Regions from separate parts of the Homo sapiens genome. Here region 1 is linked to region 2. A link is an interaction called in ENCODE POLR2A ChIA-PET data of the cell type or tissue named here. Cell type or tissue: OCI-LY7. All regions are shown on one strand. Links, peaks and the distances in the headings refer to the core of each region. The heading gives the core; the rest is flanking DNA. Region 1 overlaps EHMT1 (euchromatic histone lysine methyltransferase 1). Region 2 overlaps NOXA1 (NADPH oxidase activator 1).

Region 1 (2,899 bases), core at 111-2,610, 230 kb after region 2:
CTACTCTACCATCTCCATCAGTTCAGTCATTTTAATTTTTAGCTCCCCCACATAGATGAGAGCATGTGAAGTTTGTCTTTCTGTGCCCAGCTGATTTCACTTAACACAGTGACCTCCAGTTCCATCCTAGTTGTGGATGATGGGATCTCATTCTGTTCATGGCTGAATACTGCCTCATTGTGCCTGTGTGCCACGTTTTACCTTCTGCTTCTTTCGTTCTCCTTCCTTCTGTCACTCGCGGCTCTTCCTATCCAGAATGGTCTTTTTCTCCATTTGGTCTCACTTTGTCACCCAGGCTGGAGTGCTGCGGCATGATCTTGTCTCACTGCAGCCTCCGCCTCCTGGGTTCAAGTGATTCTTGTGCCTCAGCCTCCTGAGTAGCTGGCATTACAGGCTGGTGCCTCCACACCCGGTTAATTGTTGTATTTTTAGTAGAGACGGGGTTTCACCATAGTGGCCTGGCTGGTGTCGAACGCCTGAGCTCAAGTGGTCCACCTGCCTCAGCCTCCCAAAATGCTGGGATTAGAAGCGTGAGCCACCGCACCCAGCGCCCAGAATGGTCTTTTTCAGACTTCAGAATTGCTTTCCCTGGTTCTTGTATCTAAGGTAGCTTCTCCTGTGTTTCTGTCCCTTTACCTTGGTTTATTTATCATCATCTGCAATTATCTTTTGTTTTTTTTTAATGGCTTTTTATAAAATTGCATAGAAAAATGAATTTTTCTTTTTTTTTGAGACAGGGTCTTGCCCTGTAGCCCAGGCTGGAGTGCAGTGGTGCGACGTTGGCTCACTGCAGCTTCAACTTCCCAGGCTCAAGCGATTTTCCCACCTCACCCTCCTGAGTAGCTGGGCCTACAGGTGCATACCACCATACCTGGCTATTTTTAAAAAATTATGTGTGTGTGTTTGTAGAAACAAGGTCTCACTGTGTTGCCCAGGCTGGTCTCAAGCTTTTGACCTCAAGGGATCCTCACACCTCAGCCTCCCAAAGTGCTGGGATTATAGGCATGAGCTACTGTGCCAGCCCAGGAACACTTCTGTGGTTGTCTTTTCTCTTGGGCTGGAGTGGAACTGCTGAACCATCGTAGACATCCTGCAAGCCCACATCCTCTTTCCTTGAGTTTGAGTCAATTGAATGTGTGTAAAACGGCATGTCATTATCATCTTATTTGGTTTTTCTTATTTTTCTTACTAATGTTGAACATCTAAATACATTATGTTTGTTGTGCCATCAAATACTAGATCTTATTCCAGGGTTTTCCTCCCAAAACATAATGTATTTTTCTTATTTTTGGTTTTTCTTCTTTTCTTATTAATGTTGAACATCTCCAATGTGGTACTTGGTTGGCTTTTCTGTGAAATGTCTATAGATGTCCTTTGCCCATTTTTTCATGCTTTGTGCTTATTATTTTGCAGTTCTTTGTATATTCTTAATTTTTTGTTGTTTCTGTGTATTATGAATATAGTCTCCTAGTTTGACAGTCCTTTTTGTATTTCTAAAATTAATTAATTAATTAATTAATTATTTTTAGAGACAGGGTCTTGCTATGTTCCCCAGGCTGGACTTGAACTCTTGGGCTCAAGCAGTCCTCCCACCTCAGCCTTTCAAGTAGCTGGGAATGAAAGTGTGTGCCGCCATGCCTGGGTCCCTTTAAAAAATTTTTTTTTTTTTTTTGGAGACAGAGTCTCTGTTGCCCAGGCTGGAGTGCAGTGGGTGCAATCATGGTTCACTGCGGCCTTGACCTCCCTTGCCTAGGTGATTGTACCACCTCAGCTTCCCGAGTAGCTGGGACCACCTACTACTGATGGTCCACCATAGTAGGCATGTACCACCACACCTGGCTAATTTTTGTATTTTTTGCAGAGATGGGGTTTCTCTATGTTGCCCAGGCTGGTCTCAAACTCGTGGGCTCAAGTGATCCGCCCACCTCGCCCTCTCAAGTGCTGGGATTACAGATGTGAGGCACTGCGCTTGGCCCCCTTTTGTATTTTAAGAGACTTTTCTTTCTCTTGCAGTCCAAAATGTATTTACCTAGATAGGTAGTGCTTAGCCGAGGTTTTGTTTTTGGCATGTAATTGACCTTTTTCTGTGATTGACCTTTTTCTTTTTTTAATGTAAATCATGTGAAGCAGGGATTCGATTTCATCTTTCTTCATGTGCCGGTGTGGTGGCTCACACCTGTAGTCCCAGCACTTTGGGAGGCTGGCAGGAGAATCGCTTGAGCTCAAGAGCTCGAGACCAGCCTGGGCAACAAAGTGAGACACCATCTCTACAAAAAATACAAATATTAGCTGGGCATAGTGGCACGTGCCTGTGGTCCTAGCTAATAAGGCTGAGGTGGGAGGATGACTTGAGCCTGGGAGGCAAGCAGAAGTTGCAGTGAGCTGAGATTGCACCACTGCCCTCTAGCCTGGGTTACAGAGCCAGACCCTGTCTCAAAAAAATTTTTTCCTCATCTTTCTTCATGTGTATAATCATTTTTCCTAGCTTTAGGTATTGAGCAAGCCCTCCTTTCTTCGTCAGCCTGTCATACCGTATCCCACAGTTCAAATGTGTGGGGGTTTCTGTTTTGTTTCTGTTTTTTTAGAGACAGGCTCTCACTCTCTTGGCCAGACTGGAGTGCAGTGGCGTTCTGGATATTTTTGGCCACTTATTCTTCAATATTAACTCTAGAATCATAAAATTTCATGAACAATCCTGTTCGGATATTAATTGGAATTGCACTGAATCTATGGATCAATTTTGTGTGAATCCACATCTTCACAATATATCTGACTATTTGTGAGCACAGTATATTTCTCTCTTCATTTAGTTTTTAAGAAATATTTCTATGAAATTTTACAATTTTTCCTGTAGAGGTCTTGCCATCTTTTGCAGGTTTCTTTCTAGATAACTGATGAT
Region 2 (2,899 bases), core at 111-2,610:
GCCGGGCTCACCCGTGGTCCTGGCCCAGCCCAGCCAGATGGGAGGATGCCTGGCTGTGCCCGAGGCGAGTGGGCATTGGCCATCAGGACAGGAGAGAGGTGGTGTCCAGTGGAGACATCCACGTAGCCCTGCAGGCCCTCAGCCCCCAGGACCACCTCAGTTTGGCCATTGCCCCTCCCCTCCCACTGGGGTGCGAGTGACCAGGAGTGACCCAGCTGGGGACAGGCGGGAGGCAGGACAGCTCTGGAGGGGCCCCAAGGCTCCCGCCCCCCATGGGGGCCCAGCAGCGACTCCATCCCCCGAGTCCTCCCGGACACCCCGGCACCTGGGGAGAGGCGGAGGAAGGCAGGAACCCCAGCTGCTCCCAGGGTGGCAGCCGTGGGCGGAGGCTCTGCTGCAGGATCCGGGAGGCCCAGAGAAGGCACCTGCATTTCACGCTGAGCGCATCTGAGGATGCGATCAGGAAGCAGCCCCGGCACTCTCTCTTTATGGATGCCCACTTCCAGTTTAACCGTGGCATCCCGGGGGCAAGGGCGCCCTCCAAGCTGTGCTTCACTAATTCCCTCAGGGTTTGGAACTATTTGCCCAGTTCCCACGATGGGCCTTTAAGCTCTCGTCCTTCCTAACCTAAGGCAACTTCAACCATCTGATAAATCTAATAATAAGTTACAATCGAGGCCGGGCACAGTGGTCTGTAATCCCAGCACCGTGGGAGGCTGAGGTGGAAGGATTGCTTGAGCCTGGGAGGTGGAGGCTGCAGTGAGCCATGACAGTGCCACTCCACTCCGGCCTGGGCAAGACAGCAAGACCCTGTCTCAAAAAAAAAAAAAAAAAAAGCCAGGCGAAGTGGCTCACGCCTGTAATCCCAGCACTTTGGGAGGCCTAGGCAGGCGGATCACAAGATCAGGAGATCGAGACCATCCCGGCTAACATGGTGAAACCCTGTCTCTACTAAAAAATACAAAAAATTAGCTGGGCATGGCGGCGGGCACCTGTAGTCCCAGCTACTCAGGAGGCAGAGCCAGGAGAATGGCGTGAACCCAGGAGGCGGAGCTTATAGTGAGCCAAGATGGCGCCACTGCACTCCAGCCTGGGCGACAGAGCGAGACTCCCTCTCAAAAAACAACAGCAATGCCTGACCCTCAGGGTCTAGCCAGCGCTGGGCTGTGACTTTGTGACTTGCAGCTGGTGAACTGGTCTCCTGCTCAGTGCCCAACTCAGGGCACACGGTTAATGTCGAGCCCACACAGAGGCCGGGGCCCAGGGACTGGGTCCTCAGCTTCCTGGGGTCACTGGGGAGCCCACCCACCTGGAGCTGCCACCTCGGTGGGCCTTGGGGGACGGGGCGCTCCCTCCTGGTGACAGGCAGCCTCTAGGTCTGCAGGGACCCAGCCCCATCCTAAGGCAGCCGACTTGTGGCCAGTGCCCTGAATTCAACACCCACAGACCACCTGCTGGGTGCTGGCCGGGCACACAGGCCACACCCTTGGTGTGGGCTCTGCGAGGACAGTACCGGCCTCCAGCACCTGACCGCCCCAGCCCACCCAGCCTGTGCTTCTCTTGCAGAGGCCCCAGGTGGAGCAAGTTGGCAAACAGGCTCCTCTCTCCCCAGGTATGGGCGTCCTCAGCGGCGGGGTCCCCGGGTGAAGGAGGAAGCTGCTGGTGCATGGGTGCCGGCTGCCCTCCACCCACAGGGCCCACTTTGGTGGTAGTGGCTGTGTCAGTCTTGCTCTGTCCTACAGGGCTGCCGGCAATGGGGGGGCCTGGCCCCGGCCCCTGTGAGGACCCCGCGGGTGCTGGGGTAAGAGGCTCTAGACCCTTCACCTGTCAGTCACCTGAGGGAGGCTGAGGCCAAGCCCCATCCCTCAGAATCAAGGCTTGCAAGCCCCCCTCACCTGCCCAGTCTCTGTCCACACCCCTCGGGCTGAAGACGGCCCTGACCAGGCCCTGGGCCTCAGCGACCACCCCTCCCCCTCCTGCCTGGACCCAGGGAGCAGGTGCAGGGGGCTCCGAGCCCCTGGTGACTGTCACCGTGCAGTGCGCCTTCACAGTGGCCCTGAGGGCACGAAGAGGAGCCGACCTGTCCAGCCTGCGGGCACTGCTGGGCCAAGCCCTCCCTCACCAGGCCCAGCTTGGGCAACTCAGGTGGGCCAGAAAGCCCCCGGTGGCTGCGGTGGAGCTGGGCACCGCCCCGACTGAGGCAGCTGCTGGAAGAGGGGGTGGCAGAGGTCACTGCCCTCCCTGCAGGCCCCACCCAGGAGGCCCCCTCTGAGGAATCTCTTTGCAGTTACCTAGCCCCAGGTGAGGACGGGCACTGGGTCCCCATCCCCGAGGAGGAGTCGCTGCAGAGGGCCTGGCAGGACGCAGCTGCCTGCCCCAGGGGGCTGCAGCTGCAGTGCAGGGTGAGCCAAGGGCGAGGCAGGGGCAGGGGCACCCTGAGGGGCGGTGGAGGCCCCTCCTCCCAGTGCCCGGCCCGACCTGCAGCCCACTCTCCTGCCTCAGGGAGCCGGGGGTCGGCCGGTCCTCTACCAGGTGGTGGCCCAGCACAGCTACTCCGCCCAGGGGCCAGAGGACCTGGGCTTCCGACAGGGGGACACGGTGGACGTCCTGTGTGAAGGTAGGGTGGGCATGGCCCTTCCCAGGCAGCACCGTGGTGCCCGGGGTGTGGGGGGCTTAGAGCTCGGCCTGTGCTGTGAGCAGACGTGGCACCCAGAGGCCACGCCTGGGTAACGCCCTGCAGAGCCCGATGTCCCCCTTGCAGTGGACCAGGCATGGCTGGAGGGCCACTGTGACGGCCGCATCGGCATCTTCCCCAAGTGCTTCGTGGTCCCCGCCGGCCCTCGGATGTCAGGAGCCCCCGGCCGCCTGCCCCGATCCCAGCAGGGAGATCAGCCCTAAT

What was found. Peaks named below come from ENCODE experiments on the same cell type or tissue, not always from the same donor. Only the 100,000 strongest peaks of a DNase experiment are listed, where the experiment ranks them.
Region 1: POLR2A ChIA-PET joins it to region 2 with 5 read pairs; 2 of 35 experiments call an interaction of 5 or more read pairs at or near these places.

Annotation. Positions count from the first base shown.
Region 1 is chr9:137,657,901-137,660,799 of GRCh38, forward strand. All of the region lies in intron 1 of EHMT1 (euchromatic histone lysine methyltransferase 1), which reads left to right. Among named protein-coding and RNA genes, the nearest start is that of EHMT1, 40 kb to the left of the region's middle. In OCI-LY7, for the core only: a CTCF peak has its summit at 2,428; a DNase peak (open chromatin) is centred at 1,071; H3K4me3 peaks cover 1,241 bases; H3K27ac peaks cover 2,500 bases.
Region 2 is chr9:137,431,463-137,434,361 of GRCh38, forward strand. NOXA1 (NADPH oxidase activator 1) reads left to right here. Exons shown (of 14, transcript NM_001256067.2): 9 at 1,567-1,612; 10 at 1,743-1,801; 11 at 1,991-2,145; 12 at 2,288-2,402; 13 at 2,503-2,617; 14 at 2,762-2,899. The coding sequence ends at 2,898. Among named protein-coding and RNA genes, the nearest start is that of ENTPD8, 8.4 kb to the right of the region's middle. In OCI-LY7, for the core only: no CTCF peak of the experiment used is centred there; no DNase peak of the experiment used is centred there.